Regions from separate parts of the Homo sapiens genome. Here region 1 is linked to region 2. The links are chromatin loops, found by intact Hi-C in ENCODE. Cell type or tissue: B cell. All regions are shown on one strand. Links, peaks and the distances in the headings refer to the core of each region. The heading gives the core; the rest is flanking DNA.

What was found. Hi-C counts contacts between places; a loop is a spot of excess contacts. Peaks named below come from ENCODE experiments on the same cell type or tissue, not always from the same donor. Only the 100,000 strongest peaks of a DNase experiment are listed, where the experiment ranks them.
Region 1: it touches region 2 in a loop (6-fold over the local background); 2 of 110 quality-filtered maps call a loop at or near these places.

The regions. Positions count from the first base shown.
Region 1 is chr12:112,211,238-112,221,163 of GRCh38, forward strand. HECTD4 (HECT domain E3 ubiquitin protein ligase 4) reads right to left here. Exons shown (of 76, transcript NM_001388303.1): 45 at 8,149-8,252; 46 at 5,797-5,958; 47 at 5,536-5,684; 48 at 5,055-5,134; 49 at 1,250-1,413. Among named protein-coding and RNA genes, the nearest start is that of MIR6861, 53 kb to the left of the region's middle. In B cell, for the core only: no CTCF peak of the experiment used is centred there; a DNase peak (open chromatin) is centred at 5,135; H3K4me3 peaks cover 919 bases; H3K27ac peaks cover 5,248 bases.
Region 2 is chr12:112,383,239-112,393,164 of GRCh38, forward strand. No RefSeq gene overlaps it. Among named protein-coding and RNA genes, the nearest start is that of HECTD4, 5.8 kb to the left of the region's middle. In B cell, for the core only: a CTCF peak has its summit at 4,304 (motif pointing left); DNase peaks (open chromatin) are centred at 4,293 and 4,595.

The sequences.
Region 1 (9,926 bases), core at 618-8,617, 170 kb before region 2:
ATGTTGCCTAGGCTGGAGTACAACTGACTATTCATAGGTGCAATCATAACGCATTGCAGCCTGGAACTCCTGGGCTCAAGTGATACTCCCAACTCAGCCTCCAGAGCAGCGGGGACTACTCTGGCACCACCACACCTGGCATCTTGTAAGTCATTATAAAGACTTGGGCCTTTAAAATGCATGACACGAGAAGCCACTAACTGGATAGTGACATTCCAACTAACATCTTGAAAAGATCACTGTGGTTGCTGGGTTGAAAAGACATGTATTACCTTAGAGATGTCCTGAAGGGGGAAAAAAAAAAAAAAGATAAGACGTGAACGGGCAAGAATGGGGACTGGGAGAGGAGTCAGAACACTGTAATGAGCTACCCAAGGGAAGATGGTGGCAGGGCCGGGTTGTTGATGGAAGAATGGGAGAAGGGGTCAGATTCTAGATACATTTTGAAGGTTAGAACCAAGATCTGCTGACAGGTTGGATGTGGAGCAGAAGAAAAAAGAGGAGTCAAGGAGAATATCAAGGTTTTTGGCCTTAGCAACTACAAGCATGGAGCTGCCATTTCCTGAGATGAAGAAGACTGGGGAAGTGGCAGCTTTGGGTTTGGGGGAGAGTTAGGCTAAGTCTTGGTCACGTTAACCTTGACATGCCAATAAGGCATCTCTTTAGAGATGCTGCCCAGGCTGCTGGGTATGTGAGCATGGAGTTTAGGGAAAGGTCTGGGATAGAGATATGGATGTGGGAGCTACCAGCATGTAGTAAGTAATAATGTTCCAGAACATTGGATATTAATAGATGCCCCTTAAGAAACAAGAGTTCCATCATTAAATATGTATGAGGATGCTGGTTAACTAAGTTGAACTTACAAATCTTTACCGAAGGTTCTCTCCAAGTTTCTGACATACTGAGCAACCAAAGAGAATCACTTTCAAAATTTACTTAATCACATAATCATTTTACTGACATTTGAAAGAACTCTAGTGTTCCTTGCATTGTTGTCTGGGAAAGGTTGCTAAAAAAATGTCAAGGCAATGAAGCACTAAGTTCCTGATATAGCATTGTTCAAGCTAAGACTGTGGGGTCAACACAAAGGAAGACACACACTTGCTCAAGCTGGCTCTGCCCTTCCTCTGCCATTGTGTACCAATATTATGTACAATGAGGGCCCGTTTGCTCCCTTTCATTTTTCCATGTCTAACAGGAACAGGTGATGAAGGAGAATTTGTTTTCCTTTCCCAACAAGGTAACCTGCCTTTTTCTGAATGTGAACCACTGGCCACATGCCACCAGAGACGTCTTCAAGATATGGTGAGAGGCGCTGCCCGCAGTATGTGAAGTACACCCGGCCCTTGGCTGGCTGTCCCGGAGGAGGTGGAGTCCCCTCAGTTCTCTCCCAGCCAATTCCTGCCACGTCACCTATAGCAGAGAACGGGAAGGAAAACATATTTTCTCCCTTTTATTAAGTAAATTTTAAATTTGCAACCGGAGTGTCACCCTACACATCACAGACTATTTATGCTCTCATTTACTTCTGAAATGGACATGAAGTTATTGTTATTTATTTATTTATTTATTTATTGAGACGGAGTCTCACTCTGTTGCCCAGGCTGGAGTACAGTGGTGCCATCTCGGCTCACTGCAACCTCTGCCTCCCAGGTTCAAGCAATTTTCCTGCCTCAGCCTCCAGAGTAGCTGGGATTACAGGCGCCTACAAGCACGCCCAGTTAATTTTTGTATTTTTAGTAGAGACAGGGTTTTGCCATGTTGGCCAGACTGGTCTCGAACTGTTGACCTCAGGCAATCCACCTGCCTCGGCCTCTCAAAGTGCTGGAATTACAGTCGTGAGCCACCACGCCCAGCCTAAGTTTTTGTATTTAGATATAAAGTAACATAACAGAAACAACCCATTTAAAGAAGCTGTCAGAATTTTTAGAAGGAAAATGCCTAGTGTCTGTGTTAAATTAGTTACCGCAATTACATATTAAATTTAGCCTTTATTTTCCTGGCAGGCAAGAAAAAAATGAAAAACACTAGGTACTATTTTTAAAATAGAAAAATGAAGTTTTTCTCTTTTGACACATGGAGGATTACTTATGACGAATAAGTAAAAAGGTATTAGTAATATCATCTCCGGTGAATATTCAGAAATGGCCTAAAAATATATAATTTAGGCCGGGCACAGTGGCTCAAGCCTGTAATCCCAGCACTTTGGGAGGCCGAGGTGGGTGGATCACAAGGTCAGGAGATCGAGTCCATCCTGGCTAACACGGTGAAACCCTGTCTCTACTAAAAATACAAAAATTTCGCCGGGCTAGGTGGCAGGCACCTGTAGTCCCAGCTACTTGGGAGGCTGAGGCAGAAGAATGGCGTGAACCCGGGAGGCGGAGGTTGCAGTGAGCCAAGATTGTGCCACTGCACTTCAGCCTGGGCGACAGAGCAAGACTCCGTCTCAAAAAAATATATACATATATATATATATATATATAATATATATATAAAATTTAAGGCCAGACATGATGGTTCATGCCTGTAATCCCAGCATTTTGGGAGGCCAAGGTGGGAAGATTGCTTGAGCCCAGGAGTTCAAGACCAGCCTAGGCAACACAGTGAGACCTCGTCTCTACAAAAAATACAGAAATTAGTCAGGCATGGTAGTGTGTGCCTATGGTCCCAGTTACTCAGGAGGCTGAGATGGGAGGGTCACTTGAGCTCAGGGGGTCAAGCCTGCAGTGAGCTGTGATTGCACCACTGCACTCTAGCCTGGGTGACAGAGTGAGACCCAGTCTCAAAAAAAATAAAAAAGAAAAAAAATACATATATAATTTTAAACTTCACCTACAATGTAAGCTAAAGATAGACCACTAAATTCCATTATGTTTCCTACTTATAAGCATTTAAGGCATTTTGCAAAAAGTGAAGATAACCAACAGAATCCAGGCTGTTATCTGATAAGATGACTGGACACTGTGGTAGGACTTACAGAACCAAGAGAAGCCTGTCAATTGCATCGGCACTCTTACATCAGCTGCCTCAAGCAAGCTGCTAGCACGTGTGGCCTTATAATTTATCTTTTGTAAACTCTCCAGTAAGTGCATGAAGTTCTAAGGTTCTGTTTTGATCACAGAGTCTCCTATGGCTTAGGTACCACAGGAATGGGAGCTTCCCAGTGGCTGGGGACTTGTCATTGTTCGCCACGGCATCCCCAGGGGCCAGAAGAGGGTCTAGCAGGTAGGAGATGCTCAGCAAGTATCTGTTGATGAATGGAAGCCCATGTATTGGTAGAGGGGTTGAGATTCTGTTAGACAGATTGGGTTCTAATTCCTATTCCTTTGCAGACACATTTCTCTAGAAAGAGGGTAGTCTGTGTGCCCGTAGTCCAGTCCTAAATGTTCTCAAAAACCACAACTGATAAAACAACAAATACAGCAACAAGGAAATAAAAACACTGAAAACGCTCCCCCAGCCTACCACCCACCCCCTGACATACACCCTTTTGTGCTGAAAGCACTTAGGTAAGTACTCTGCTGAGATGTCTGAGTTATGCTTTGTGAAGTAAGAGAAAAATTTTTACTTTGCCCTGAAATGATTTCCAAGTCATAGTATGACTTGGCTTGAGTAAAAACACTATGCTGCCAGGGGCCGGGTGTGGTGGCTCACACCTGAGAGCCCAGCACTTTGGGAGGCTTAGGCAGGGAGATTACTTGAGATCAGAAGTTTGAGACCAGCCTGGCCAGCATGGTGAAACCCCGTCTCTACTAAAATACAAAAATTAGCTGGGCATGGTGGCAGGCACCTGTAATCCCAGCTATTTGGGAGGCTACGGCAGGAGAATTGCTTGAGCCCAGGAGGCGGAGGTTGCAGTGAGTTGAGATTGCACCACTGCACTCCAGCCTGAGTGACAGAGCAAGACTCCACTTCAAAAGAACAAACAAACAAACAAAAAACACAAAAAAACCGCACTGTGCTCCCAGGAAAAGTGTAATTTAACAAGCAGCCCCCTTAAGGACAAGTGATGGCAAAAGTAACCTCCAGGCAGCTACAAGAGGCTACCTATTGGAGTGACTTCATATTCCCCATCTCATCATCCCAGATTGTTTACTATGTATCTCAATTTAAGTTCTATTATAGATGAAGCCTAAGATGCATTGTCTAAAAATAAGTAACCAACATATTCGGCTGCTTCGAATGTCAGCAGGACAGTTCTGTTTTTTTGCTATAGCTGGAGTACGTAGGGCCAATCCTAATTCAACTACTATACAGATCTAGTTATTTACATGGAGACTAAAAAGAAGGAGGAAAGGGTTCTTTATTGAGTTGACTGTCTATGTGACTGAAACATAGAGGCAGAACATTTGTCAAAGCTTGACCAGATGTTTATAGGCTGTATCTACCAATAAGGCATTTCTCTCTCTCTCTGTTTTTTGAGATAGGGTCTCACTCTGTCACCCAGGCTGGAGTGTAGTGGTATGATCACAACTCACTGCAGCCTCAACCTTCTGGGTTCAAGTGATTTTCTTGCCTCAGCCTCTCGAGTAGCTGGGACCACAGGCATGCGCCACCACTAATTTTTGTATTTTTTGTAGTGATGGGGTTTCGCCATGTTGCCCAGGGTGGTCTTGAACTCCTGGGCTCAAGTGATCCTCTTGCCTCAGCCTCCCCAAATGCTGGAATTATAGGCGTGAGCCACTGTGCCTGGCCCAATAAGGCACTTCTCCAGTGCCTCACAGCTAGAGGTGGAGTTCTCTTTTTTTGAAGCTATTTATCTGCTCATTAATGAAAGACTAAACTTCAGATAGAAGCAAAATCTCTGAATTATCTAATGACTAAGGCACAAAAGTACACGTAACTCTGGAGTTACCAAATGGAGGCTCTAATGGCGAGGGCTCATAAAGTGAGGGGTTTGGTGTAAACTAGGGGGCAGCAAGGACGTGTTTGGTTTTTGCTAAATGACAAACTGCCCATTTCCAATTGCTAAATTTATTCAACTTTAACCTGTTTAGACCCAAACCTGAGACCAACAGAATCACACAGGGTGGAAAAGCTCCCACTGCACTCACCGGGGGAGAGAGTCACGTCTAAGCGAACGCTCTTCCACTGTAACAAACTGGAGCCATTATAGTGCACGGCTCGGCCGTTGCTATGAAAAATACAAAGAAGGGAGGTCAAAGACAAGAAAGATAAGCCTCACTGGCCAACACACAAACAGGGAAGTGGTGAAGTGGAGGGGGGGTGGTCAGCATTGTGAGATTATTATAGTATCACTTTAGTATTAAAATACCCACACCAATATTTCCCAAACTGTATTCCTAGAATAAAGGGTTATAGAATTTGCAAAATAAACAGATTTTTAAAAAATTACAGGTCAACTAGGAAGGAATCTTACTAATGTGCACTGGAAATCTCCAGAAAGGAAAAATAATGCTCTCCTTTCCCCAAACTCACTTGAAGACAGAACTCTATTTTGACTTCCTGAACACCTATACACACCTTGTGGGAGGCTACTGCTCTCTGTCACACTGAGCTACTTCTTTTACTTACTTATGGAAAAGACAAGTGCCCACTGGATTAGTCCAAGCCCCATCTCGCTTCTCTGCTTCTGTAGTGAAGCCAAAGGAAACTATGGGTCCGGTGTCATCATCGGTGTCTCCATAGGAAACGATTTCAATTTCCCAGTAAAAAGACGGGGCCTGAAGAGATGCCAGAAGAGAGCAGCAATCAGAGGGCTAATCCTGGGCCTGAGACCTGCTTTTTCTTTCAAATCTGAAGATGCAAAAGACAGTGTGTCATGTGATGTCTCACCTGAACTGGCAGTGGTGAAGTGGCATAGATAAAAGTGCCCCGGGGCAGGCCTCCCCCAGCGCTGGGGTCAGCCAGGAAGGTGACTGAGGTAAGGTGAGATGAGAACATGCAGGCTCGAACAGGCGGAAACACTCGCGAGGGGCTCCAAGTAATCTCTTTGGGCTGCATCAGGGAGAAAAACCCATATTCAGTAGAACTGCAAACACAATCCCTTTACTCTCTCAAAGAAGAAAAAAATTTTATCTGATGGTATTAAAATATAGGCATACACACACACACACACATACACACACACACACACATACACACACACACACACACACAATTTATTTATTTAGAGACAGAGTCTCACTCCTATCACCCAGACTGGAGTGCAGTGGTGCAATCATAGCTCGCTGCAGCCTCAAGCTCCTGGGCTCAAGTGGTCCTCTTGCTTCAGCCTCCCCAGTAGCTGGGACTACAGGTGTGCATCACCACACCCAGCTAATTTTTGTATTTTTTGTAAAGATGAGATCTTGCTATATTGCCCAGGCTGATCTCAAACTCCTGGGCTCAAGCTATCTGTCTGTCTTGGCCTTCCAAAGTGCTAGGATTATAGGCGTGAGCCGCCATGCCCAGCCAGGCACATATATTTTTTAAAAAGTGTATCTTTTTTCCAAATAAAATTTTTACTATCCCTTTAAGACACTATTTATCTTCCATTATCATCAATTCCAAGGTCTGGTCCCCATCCTCTTATAGCCCCCATGTAGTTACTGAACAAATTTTAGTACAATTTATAAATGCATGACTTAATATTCAGCTCAAGGCTAAGCAGGGGAACCATGGTGACACTTCCTTTTTCTTTTTTTAAAGGTTAGTTGTCTTGCTTTCTCAGTTTTATTTTTAATCATTCTAATCATAAAAATCTCAAGCTTCTCTATCAGATAAAAGCAACTTTTAAAAAATTTATTATTATTTTTTTATTTTTTGAGACAGTCTCATTCTGTCATCCAGGCTGCAGAATCCCAGCTACTCAGGAGGCTGAGGTAGGAGAATCAGTTGAACCCGGGAGGTGGAGGTTGCAGTGAGCTAAGATCAGGCCACTGCACTCCAGCCTGGGTGACAGAGTGAGACTCCATTTCAAAAAAAAAAAAAAAATTCATATAACACACAATTCACCCATTTGAAGTGTATAAGTCAATGTTTTGTTTTGATTTTTAATATTTATGGGTACATGGTAGGTGTATATATTTATGGGGTAAGTCAATGGTTTTTAATATATTCACAGAGTTGTGCAACCATTATCGTGATCTAATTTTAGAACATTTTTGTCCCTACTGAAGGAAATTCCATACCCTTTAGTAGTCAATCGCCGTTCCTCTCTTCCCTTAACTCTCCTTTGCCCCCACAGCTCCTGGCAATCACTAATCTATTTTCTATGTCTATGGATTTACCTGCACTAGACATTTCATATAAATGGAATTTATATAAGATGTGGTCTTTTGTGTCTGGCTTCTTTCACTTACTGTAATTTCAAGTTCATTCATGTTGTAGCATATATCAATACCTCATTCCTTTTTATGAACAAATGATATTCCATTACATGGCTATTGCATATTTTATTTATTCATCAGTTGATGTATATTTGCAGTTTCCACTTTTTGGCTGTTGTGAATAATGCTGCTAAGAACATTAATAGATGTACCAATTTTTAACATTTTGCCCCTCTTTTTTTTTTGGACAGAGTCTTGCTCTGTCACCCAGGCTGGAGTGCAGTGGCACAATCTCAGCTTACTGCAACCTCTACCTCCCAGGTTGAAGCGATTCTCCTGCCTCAGCCTCCCAAGTAGCTGGGATTACTGATGTGCACCACCATGCCCAGCTAATTTTAGTATTTTTAGTAGAGATGGGTTTCAACATGTTGGCCAGGCTGGTCTCAAACTTCCGGCCTCATGTGATCTGCCCAGCATGGCCTCTCAAAATGTTGGGATTACAGGCGTGAGCCACCATGCCCAGCCCACTTTTGTTTTTTAATTACTCACTTATGTTCTCTGTTATGAAACTGACTGTATCTCTAAACTTAAAAAAAAAAAGCTTTCTTTTTGTTATTGACAGCACAAAGAAGCTATTTATAAATTATGAAGTTTCGCTCCCCTGCTATAATTTTCCAATATTCAGAATGTCAGCTCAATTTGCTCTGACATTCAAAGATGAGAGCATGGCACCGCAAAGAGGGCATGTCACTGCAAAAGAATGCACCTCCAAACGGCTTTGCAAACACTTATTCTAAATGTCCTTAACTTGCTGCTGGCCTTACTCAGTGATGTGTGTGGAGGCTGCAGGAGGCGCGAAGCACCGCAGAGGGCTCACCTGTCTTCGGTCAGCCTGCAAAGGAGGTGGTGGGGGCCGAGCACAGTCCCGGTAGAGCATCCTCAGCCGTTCACACTGTACCTCCACAACTGCAAGTCGCTCTCCTGTAGAGGGCACATGTTGAATCTGTGAAAACAACTCCCGCAACTCCCAAGTGGGTGCTGACTCTTTTGGAGCAGCATCAAAACAATAAAATGCACTTATAGAGCTCATTGAATTTTTTTTTTTTTTTGAGACAGAGTTTCGTTCTATTGCCCAGGCTGGAGTGCAGTGGCGCGGTCCTGGCTTACTGCAACCTCTGCCTCCTGGGTTCAAGAGATTCTCCTGCCTTAGCCTCCCAAGTAGCTGGGATTACAGGCACATGCCACCGCGCCCGGTTAATTTTTGTATTTTTAGTAGAGACAGGGTTTCACCATGTTGGCCAGGCTGGTCTCGAACTCCTGACCTCAGGTGATCCGCCTGCCTCAGCCTCCCAAAGTGCTGGGATTACAGGCTTGAGCCACCGCGCCCAGCCTGAAATTCTTATAAAACAACAAATACCCCGAGACATCTTTGTCTTCCATAACGTAGCCCAGCATCACAACAATGAGGGCAAGTGCTTAGCCTCTGGTGCAGTCCAACTCCTGGATTCAGAACCTGGCCCCAGTACTCAGTATTTATCATCTCACTTGCAATACTGGGTAACAACAGCACCTGTGTCTCACAGGGCTGTTGTGAAGATGTGATGAAATAACTTAAGTAAAGCCCTTGGCTAAGTCCCTAGCACAGGCATTCAATAAATGTGTTGTTATTCTCATCATCTAATAAATGAAGACTATTATTCTTATCACCTAAATTAATTTTTAAAAATCTAATATCTATGGAGCACCTGCTATGAGCAAGGCACACTGCGAAGTGTTGGAGAACACAAAGATATATGAGCCAAAGCCCCTACTATGGAGGGAAAATAAGATGCGCACACACGCAGACCACACACAGGCACACACACACAGTAAAGAGCACAGTGCTGGGCTGCAGTATGTGATTATGTAATATAAGGTACAAGCAGAGGCACAGGTGAATGAGCAGTGACTTCATTCGAGCATCCAGAAAGGCTTAATGAAAACATCATTAAGTTAGATCTTAAGAAAGCCAGGTGCGGTGGCTCATGCCTGTAATCCCAGCACTTTGGGAGGCTGAGGCAGACGGATCACTTGAGGCCAGAAGTTCAAAACCAGCCTGGCCAACACAGCAAACCACCATGTCTACAAAAAATACAAAAATTAGCCAGGCATGGTGGCACATGCTTGTAATCCCAGCTACTCGGGAGGGTGAGGCATGATAATCGCTTGAACCCAGGAGGCAGAGGTTGCAGTGAGCTGACATCATGCCACTGCATTCCAGCCTGGGTGACAGAGTGAGACTCTGTCTCTAAATAAATAAACAAGAGATAAGAAGCACCTGCCCTGGCCCTGCATGGTGGTGCATGCCTGTAATTCCAGCACTTCGGGAGGCTGAGGCAGGAGGACTGCTTAAGCCCAGGAGTTTGAGACCAGCCTGGGAGACATAGTGAGACCCCGTCTCTACAAATTTTTATTTTTTTGAGACAAGGTCTCTCGCTCTGTTGCCCAGGCTGGAGTGCAATGGCGCAATCTCGGCTCACTGCAACCTCTGCTTCCCAGGCTCAAGTGATCCTCCCACCTCAGCCTCCCAAGCAGGTGGGACCACAGGCGTGAGCCACCACACTTGGCTAATTTTTTGTATTTTTTGTAGAGACAGGGTCTTGCTATGTTGCCCAG
Region 2 (9,926 bases), core at 1,078-9,077:
TCTTGCCACTGCACTCCAGCCCGGGCGACAGAGGGAGACCCCATCCCTCCCTCCCCACCAAAAATATATATATGCCCACCAGTGCCATTTTATAAAAACAAGAAAGGAAAACTATATGTATAAAGAACAATGCATGAACAAATACACACCAGATGTTTAAGGTGAGTTGCCATGGGAGTGTGGGGCTGGTCTGGAACTACTGAGATGAGATTGTTCTCTATTACTTGTATATTTTTATCACTTAAAAAATAATAAAACAGGCCGGGCACAGTGGCTTACACCTGTAATCCCAGCACTTTGGGAGGCCAAGGTGGGCAGATCACCTGAGGTCAGGAGTTCGAGACCAGCCTGGTCAACATGATGAAACCCTGTCTCTGCTAAAAAAAATACACAAATTAGCCAGGAATGGTTGCACATGCCTGTAGTCCCAGATACTCAGGAGGCTGAGGCAGGAGAATAGCTGGAACCCAGGAGGCGGAGGTTGCAGTGAGCCGAGATCATGCCACTGCACTCCAGCCTGGGCAACAGAGCAAGACTCCATCTCAATAATAATAATAATAATAATAATAACAATAACAATAACAGGAGAACATTAAGGTGCATACCCTTTGATCCAGCAATTCAACTTTGAGGAAGTTGTCTGAAGGAAATAATCAGACTCGTAGTCAAGGATGGATATACAGGGTTGTGTAGCTCAATATTGTTTACAAAAGGAAAAACTTATCAATCTAGATGTCCAACAATATGGGGCTGGTTAACTAAAATATGATATATCCATAAGATGGAATATTATGGCCGGGCACAGTGGCTCACGTGGGTAATCCCAACACTTTGGGAGGCCAAGGCTGGCAGATCTCTTGAGCCCAGAAGCTCGAGACCCCCTTGGGCAACATGACAAAACCCCGTCACTACAAAAAATACAAAAATTAGCCAGGCGTGGTGGTGCACACCCATAGTCCCAGCTACTCAGGAGGCTGAAGCAGGAAGATCGTTTGAGCCCAGAAGGCAGAAGTTGCAGTGATTCAGCTAAGATTATGCCACTGCACTCCAGCCTGGGCAACAGAGTAAGACCCTGTCTCAAAAAAGAAGAAAAGAAGAGGAAGAGGAGGAAGAAGAGAACAATAAATCCAGCAGTTCAGAGTTGATCAGAACCATGGAAACAATAAAACAGGCAAGTGTAATGGAATGGCCATTTCATCAAATCCTCCCAAATGTCTGAGAGGGGGAGTATTATTATTCCTACTTTCAGCTGGGAAGTCAAGACTCAGTTAGATACTTTGCTCAATGTCACAAAGCCAGTAAACATCAAAGCTCAGATGTAAACCCAGGTCTGTCCGATTTTACAACTTCAGCTTCCTTATTTTGACTGTAAGAAAACTCCTTCATTCCTTTTTTTTTTTTTTTTGAGACGGAGTCTTGCTCTGTTGCCCAGGCTGGAGTGCAATGGCATGATCTCGGCTCACTGCAACCTCTTGACTCACTGCAACCTCTGCCTCCTGGTTTCAAGTGATTCTCCTGCCTCAGCCTCCCGAGTAGCTGGGATTACAGGCGTGCACCACCATGCCTGGCTAATTTTTGTATTTTTAGTAGAGACGGGGTTTTACCATGTCGGTCAGGCTGGTCTCGAACTCCTGACCTCGTGATCTACCCGCCTCGGCCTCCCAAAGTGCTGGGATTACAGGTGTGAGCCACCGCGCCCGGCCCTTCATTCCCTTTTCCAAACCTAATAACAACTATCTATCACAATTAAAAATATATATATAGGCTGGATGTGGTGGCTTGCACCTGTAATCCCAGCATTTTGGGAGGCTGAGGCAGGCAGATCACCTGCGGTCAGGAGTTCGAGAGCAGCGTGGCCAACATGGCAAAACCCTTTCTCTACTAAAAAATATATAAAAATTAGCCAGGTGTCGTGGCGTGCACCTGTAGTCCCAGCTACTCAGGAGGCTGAGGCAGGAGAATCACTTGAACCCAGGAGGCGGAGGTTGCGGTGAGCCGAGATAGCGCCATTGCACTCCAGCCTGGGCAACAAGAGTGCAACGCTGTCTCTAAATAAATAAATAAATAAATAAACAAGCAAAATTAGGTGAGCATCGTGATGTGCAGCTGTAGTCCTAGCTACTTAGAAGGCTGAGGTGGGAGGATTGCTTGAGCCCAGGAGGTTGAAGCTGCAATGAGCCATGGTTGTGTCACTGCACTCTAGCCTGGGTGACAGAGAGAGACCCTGTCTCTATTATTTATTTTATTTTATTTTTTTTGAGACAGAGTCTTGCTCTGTCACCCAGGCTGGAGTGCAGTAGTGCAATCTTGGCTCACTGCAACCTCCATCTCCTGGGTTCAAGTGATTCTCCTGCCTCAGCCTCCCGAGTAGCTGGGATTACAGGCATGTACCACCACGCTCGGCCAATTTTGTATTTTTAGTAGAGGCGGGGTTTCACCATGTTGGTCAGGCTGGTCTCAAAGTCCTGACCTCAGGTGATCCACCCACCTCGGCCTCCCAAAGTGCTGGGATTACAGGCATGAGCCACTGCGCCTGGCCCATTTTATTTTATTTATTTATTTCGAGATGGAGTTTCACTCTGTCACCCAGGCTGGAGTGCAATGGCTAGATCTTGGCTCACTGCAACCTCCGCCTCCCGGGTTCAAGTGATTCTCCTGGTTCAGCCTCCCGAGTAGTTGGGATTACAGGCACCCACCACCACACCCGGCTAACTTTTGTACGTTTAGTAGAGATGGGGTTTCACCATGTTGGCCAGGCTGGTATTTTTTCATTTTTAAAAAAATTTTTTTAGAGATGGGCTCTGCCTGTGTTGCCTAGGCTGATCTCCAACTCCTAGCCTCACGTGATATTCACACCTTGGCCTCCCCAAAGCACTGGGATTACAGGCATGAGCCACTATGACCGGCCCATCACAATTTTTAAATGCTTAGATTCAGGACTCTAACCATCTTAAATAGTTCAGATAAAATTTCTTCTATACTTAGTCTTATTTCTTCTACTCTTAATGATGTTTTAAGATCAGGAGTCAAGGTGCCCAGGAACTCTTGTCCTTCAGCCTAAGTGATGAAAACAGCACAGATCTAGGGCTTAAAGTCTTTAGACTGCATAATGAATAGTTATTTAATATTTTAGCAACAGTAATTAATTAGTCATAGGACTGCATGGCTGCCACTGCACCATGATGAGGCAGCTGATGAATTAATATTTATAGAACCCCCTCCGGAAAGGAGACCATTTAGTAGGGATTTCTAGAACAGATCAGCAAGACAAAGAAAATGCCTGGTCAAAAGAACTTTAGGTTGGAAGCTACGAGGAAGAGAATCTGTATCTAGTCTAGACAACACACACATACACACACAAGACATTCATTTATAGGAAGGAAAGATTTATGGCTTATGACTTCTTTTCTTTGGAATCGTCATTTCTACTCTTCTATTCAAGAATGGGGGATCAGGATGGGAAAAGGAGCAAGAGAAAGTGTTGGCTGGGCAACCCTAAGTTAGAAGCAGAGAAGAAATATGAGGAAAATAGGAAGAATAGCTATGACTAGGTTGGACCTCAGTTACTCCTGGGAGGCATCTCCCCAAGAGGGAGCAGCAGGCTTGTTGATGGAGATCATCTCCCTCCTGCCCCAGCTGCTGACGTGATACTCGCTAGCCCTGGCTCAAGCTGGGGCCCCTCTGGGATTTTGCAATATCTCTCCCTTCTGCTGGTTTTCTATACCAGCTGACTGTCTAAAATGACTTCGTAATCCTTCCTGGGTCCAAAAATATGTGAGTGTGGTGTGAAGATAAGTGGTCCTTGATAAACTTTATTAGAGCTTAAAGGTGGTTTTAGATGAGGCAGCCATGTTAATTTTTAAGGCCTTTCAAAACACCAAGGAAAAAATACACACACACACACACACACACACACACAGAACCTATGGGGGAGATTGATTATTTCCGTCTTACTAATTACAGTCTCAAAGAGGAAACACACACACCTACTCAAAATCTTTTTTCCAAGTGTTCTGGTAGGCCCTGTTCATATTTTTATTTCAAAGAAGATTATTTTGGCTCATGGGTGGATCTATGTGGTAACAGGGAAAAGAAATCAGATGAAAGAGATATTTGAAAACGAGGAGGGGGAAATTCTCCTTGGAGCACCACTGAATTGCTAAAACTAAAGGACGGGTCTCCACATTGATGAAAAGCCAGAAGATGAAGCAGCATTAAATGCCTTTCTCATTTGAAAAGATCATCAGCAGCAGGGAGCTCTGAAAGATGCTATGTCCTCCATCGCCACCTTGTGTGCATCACAGGCCTTGCTGCACTGGGATTTGTAGTTCAGACTTGGAAATTTGCTAACATTCGTCTCCTGCAAAAAAATTAGATTAAGAAAAAGTTGTGGCCGGGCGCGGTGGCTCACGCCTGTAATCCCAGCACTTTGGAAGGCCGAGGCGGGTGGATCACGAGGTCAGGAGATAGAGACCATCCTGGCTAACACGGTGAAACCCCGTCTCTACTAAAAATACTAGCCGTGCGCGGTGGCAGGCGCCTGTAGTCCCAGCTACTCGGGAGGCTGAGGCGGGAGAATGGCGTGAACCCAGGAGGCGGAGCTTGCGGTGAGCCGAGATCGCGCCACTGCACTCCAGTCTGGGCAACAGAGCGAGACTCCGTCTCACAAAAACACAAAAAAACAAAAACAAAAAGTTATGGCTCATGCCTGTAATCCCAGCACTTTGGGAAGCCGAGGTGGGCGGATCACCTGAAGTCAGGAGTTCGAGACCAGCCTGGCCAACAGGGCAAAACCCCATCTCTACTAAAATTACAAAATTAGCCAGGTGTGGTGGTGCGCGCCTGTAATCCCAGTTACCCAGTTACCAGGAGGCTGAGGCATGAGAATCACTTGAACCCGGGAGATGAATGTTGCAGCGAGCCGAGATTACGCCACTGCACTCCAGCCTGGGCAACCTAACGAGTCCATCTCAAAAAATAAAAATAAAAATAAAAATAAAAAAGTTGTTAGCACAAAGGAAAAGTGGACAAAAGATATTATTGAAGAGTTTTCACTCAAGGAAAAGCAAACACTGTACGTTTTTGTTCCTTCAGTATTCATTAAATGCCTACTCTGTGCCAGGCAGAGTTAGGTTTGAGGATCGAGTTCCCAAGGAGACTGGCAGCTTCCCTTTCTCATGAAAGACAGGGAGGCTGCTTGAAGGAATCATTCCAACGGGGATGAGAAGTCCGGGCACCTAGTCTGGGGGTGAGGTTCCCGGAAGATGTTGAGTTTAAAGCTGGTAACTGCTACGTATGAGTTAATGAATGTGAGGATGGTGGGGGAAACTTCAATACTATTATTCACCAAAAAAAGCACATGCAATGCAGTGTGGTGTTTGAATCATGGACTGCTTGGATTTGGTCCCAGATCTTTTGCATGTTACCATGAAGAAGTAATTCCACCTACCTGTTTCCCAGTTTTCTGGGATGATGGTGGTGGTATCTACCTTCATAAGTAAGCAAGGTTGGTTCCTTCTGAGGATTTTTTGTTTGTTTCTTTGTTTGTTTGTTTGAGACAGGGTCTCAGTCTGTTTCCCAGGCTGGAGTGCAGTGGTGCGATCTCAACTCACTGCAACTTCTGCCTCCCAGGCTCAAGTGATCCTCCCGCCTCAGCCTTCTGAGTAGCTGGGACCATGGGCATGCACCACCATGCCTGGCTAATTTTTGTATTTTTTTGTAGAGACAGGGTTTCGCCATGTTGCTCAGGCTAGTCTCGAACTCCTGAGCTCAAGCAACTGCCCACCTCTGCCTCCCAAAGTGATAGGATTAGAGGTGTGAGCCACCACACCTGGCCCTTCTGAGAGTTTTGAAAGAAGAATCTATTCCAGACCTCTCTCCATGGCTTGTAGATGACCATAGTCTTCCTATGTCTCTGTATATTGTCTTCCCTTGGTGTGTGTCTGTGTCCAAATTTGTTCGTCTCTCTCTTTTTTTTTTTTTTTTTTTGAGACAAGGTCTCACTTTGTTGCTGGAGTGCAGTGGCACGATCACGGCTCACTGCAGTCTCAGCCTGCTAGGCTCAAGTGAACCTCCCTCTTCAGCCTCCCTAGTAGCCGGGACTACAGGCATGTGCCACCACACCTGGCTAATTTTTTTTTTTTAAAGATGGGGTCTTGCTGTGTTGCCCAGGCTTGCCTACAACTGCTGGACTCAAGAAGTCCTCCCGCCTTGACCTCCCAAAGTGCTGGGATTACAAGCATGAGTCACCACACCTGGCCCAAATTTTCTCTTTTTACAAGAACATTAGTCATATTGGATTGGGCCCCCATCTTAAGGACTTCATTTTAACTTGATTCTCTCTCTCTCTGAAGACCCTGTCTCCAAATAACATTACATCCTGAGGTACTGAGGGTTAGGACTTCATCATGTAAATTTTCAAAGGGACACAGTTCAGCCCATAACAGAAATGGAGCTATGATTCCCTGAGATAGGAAGTATTAGGGAAGAAACATGTGGGGAAGGAGGGCAGAGAACCAAGAATTGGAAAGAAAAACAGTTAAAGTCATGAGACTATTCATTTATAATGATTTACATTTTATGGGATCTAATTACACTAAAGAGCTTCTGCACAGCAAAAGAAACTACCATCAGAGTGAACAGGCAACCTACAGAATGGGAGAAAATTTTTGCAATCTACTCATCTGACAAAGGGCTAATATCCAGAGTCTACAAAGAACTCAAACAAATTTACAAGAAAAAAACAACCCCATCAACAAGTGGGCGAAGGATATGAACAGACAGTTCTCAAAAGAAGACATTTATGCAGCCAACAGACACATGAAAAAAGGCTCATCATCACTGGCCATCAGAGAAACGCAAATTAAAACCACAATGAGATACCATCTCACACCAGTTAGAATGGCGATCATTAAAAAGTCAGGAAACAACAGGTGCTGGAGAGGATGTGGAGAAATAGGAACACTTTTACACTGTTGGTGGGACTGTAAACTAGTTTGACCATTGTGGAAGACAGTGTAGTGATTCCTCAGGGATCTAGAACTAGAAATACCATTTGACCCAGCCATCCCATTACTGGGTATATACCCAAAGGATTATAAGTCATGCTGCTATAAAGACACATGCACACGTATGTTTGTTGTGGCACTATTCACAATAGCAAAGACTTGGAACCAACCCAAATGCCCATCAATGATAGACTGGATTAAGAAAATGTGGCACATATACACCATGGAATACTATGCAGCCATAAAAAATGATGAGTTCATGTCCTTTGTAGGGATATGGATGAAGCTGGAAACCATCATTCTCAGCAAACTATCACAAGGACAAAAAACCAAACACCACATGTTCTCACTCATAGGTGGGAATTGAACAATGAGAACACTTGGACACAGGAAGGGGAACATCACACACCGGGGCCTGTTGTGGGGTGGGGGGAGGGGGGAGGGGGGAGGGATAGCATTAGGAGACATACCCAATGTAAATGGTGAGTTAATGGGTGCAGCACACCAACATGGCAAATGTATACATATGTAACAAACCTGCACGTTGTGCACATGTACCCTAGAACTTAAAGTATAATTAAAAAAAAAAAAAAAATATATATATATATAAAGATTTACATTTTAAAATAAAATAGGCTGGCTGTGGTGGCTCAAGCCTGTAATCCCAGCACTTTGGGAGGCTGAGGTGGGCGGATCACTTAGGCCAGGAGTTTGAGACCAGCCTGGCCAACATGATGAAACCCCGCCTATACTAAAAAAAAATACAAAAATTAGCCGGGCATGGTGGCGGACCCCTGTAATCCCAGCTGCTTAGGAGGCTGAGGCACTAGAATCACTCCAACCCAGGAGGTGGAGGTTGCAGTGAGCGGAGATCGTGCCACTGCACTCCAGCCTGGTCGACAGAATGAGGCTCGGTCTCAGAAAAATAAATAAATCAAACAAAAACAAAACAAAAAATAATTTGCATTGTATACTCTCACTTGTCACCTGCTTCAGGTCATCTCAGGCCAGTGCCCATCTTTATATGCATATAAAAACATAGATATATAAAGACATATATATATATATATATATATATATAAAGACATATATATATAAAGACATATATATATAAAGACATATATATATATAAAGACATATATATATGTCTTTTTTCGTATACTTGTTGGACATTTATATATATATATATGGGGTAGAAATGCAATTACATTACATGAGAAGTGGTCAAGTCAGGGCTTTTAGGGTATCTGTCATCCAAATAGTATACATTGTACCCATTATGTAATTTCTCATCATCTACCCCCTAACACCCCCTCATCCTTCTGATCTCCAGTATCTATCATTCTACTCTCTATGTCCATGTGTACACCTTTTTTAGCACTGACTTAGGAATGAGAACATGCAATGTCTATTTTTCTTTTTTTTTTTTTTTGAGACAAAGTCTCACTCTGTGACCCAGACCGGAGAGCAGTGGCGCGATCTCGGCTCACCGCAATCTCAGTTCAAGCCATTCTTGTGCCTTAGCCTCCCAAGTAGCTGGAACCACAGGGACATGCCACCACGCCTGGCTAAATATTTTGAATTTTTAGTAGAGACAGGGTTTCACCATGTTGGCCAGGCTAGTCTCGAACTTTTTTTTTGAGACAGAGTTTCGCTCTGTCGACCAGGCTGGAGTGCAGTGGTGCAATCTTGGCTCACTGAAACATCCATCTCCGGGGTTCAAGCAACTCTCCTGCCTCAGCCTCCCAAGTAGCTGGGATTACAGGTACATGCCACCACACCCAGCTAATTTTTACATTTTTAGTAGAGATGGGGTTTTACCATGTTGGCCAGGCTGGTCTCAAGCTCCTGACCTCAGGTGATCTGCCCACCTTGGCCTCCCAAAATGCTGGGATTACAAGTGTGAGCTACTGTGCCTGGCCCACAGATATTTTCTTTCATTGTGTGTGTTGTTGGTTCATTATCTTGATTATTTCTTTTGCTGTACAGAAGCTTTTTGGTTTAAGTCCTGTTTGTCTGTTTTTGTTGTCTGTGCTTCTGAGATCTTAGGCATACAATGCCCATCTTCATCTCAGCAAGCCACCCTGACTGCTTGCAGTTTCTTTAACAATTGTACCATTTTCCTACCTCTAGGCCTTTGCACTTGCTGTTCCCCCTGCCAGAATGCCCTTCGCCACCTGCTTCACTTGGCAAACTCCTACCTATTCTCCAGTTATCAGCTTCCTCGTAGAGGACATCTGATTCCCCCAAACACAATAGGTCCTCCTGTTTCTCAGTCATTTTTGCACACTATTTCTTTTCATAGTAGTACTTATCTTAACTGCAATCAAATGTATATGGTTTGGATGTTTATTCCTTTTATGTCTCATGTTGAAATATGATTCCCGGGGTCGGGCACAGTGGCTCACACCTGTAATCCCAGCACTTTGGGAGGCTGAGGCGGACAGATCACTTAAGGTCAAGAATTCAAGACCAGCCTTGCTAACATGGTGAAACCCTGTCTGTACTAAAAATACAAAAATTAGCTGGTCTTGGTGGCAGGCGCCTGTAATCCCAGCTACTTGGGAGGCTGAGGCACGAGAATCACTTGAACCTGGGAGACAGAGGTTGCAGTGAGCTGAGATTGCGCCACTGCACTCCAGCTTGGGCAACAGAGAGACACTCTATCTCAAAAAAACGATCAAAAAACCTCTGGGTGTGGTGGCTCATGCCTGTAATCTCAGCACTTTGGGAGGCTGAGGCGGGTGGATCACCTGAGGTCAGGAATTCAAGAACAGCCTGAGCAATATGGTGAAACCCTGTCTCTACTAAAAATACAAAAATTAGCCTGACGTGGTGGCATGTGTCTGTAGTTCCAGCTACTCGAGAGGCTGAGACAGGAGAATTGCTTGAACCCAGAAGGTGGAGGTTGCAGTGAGC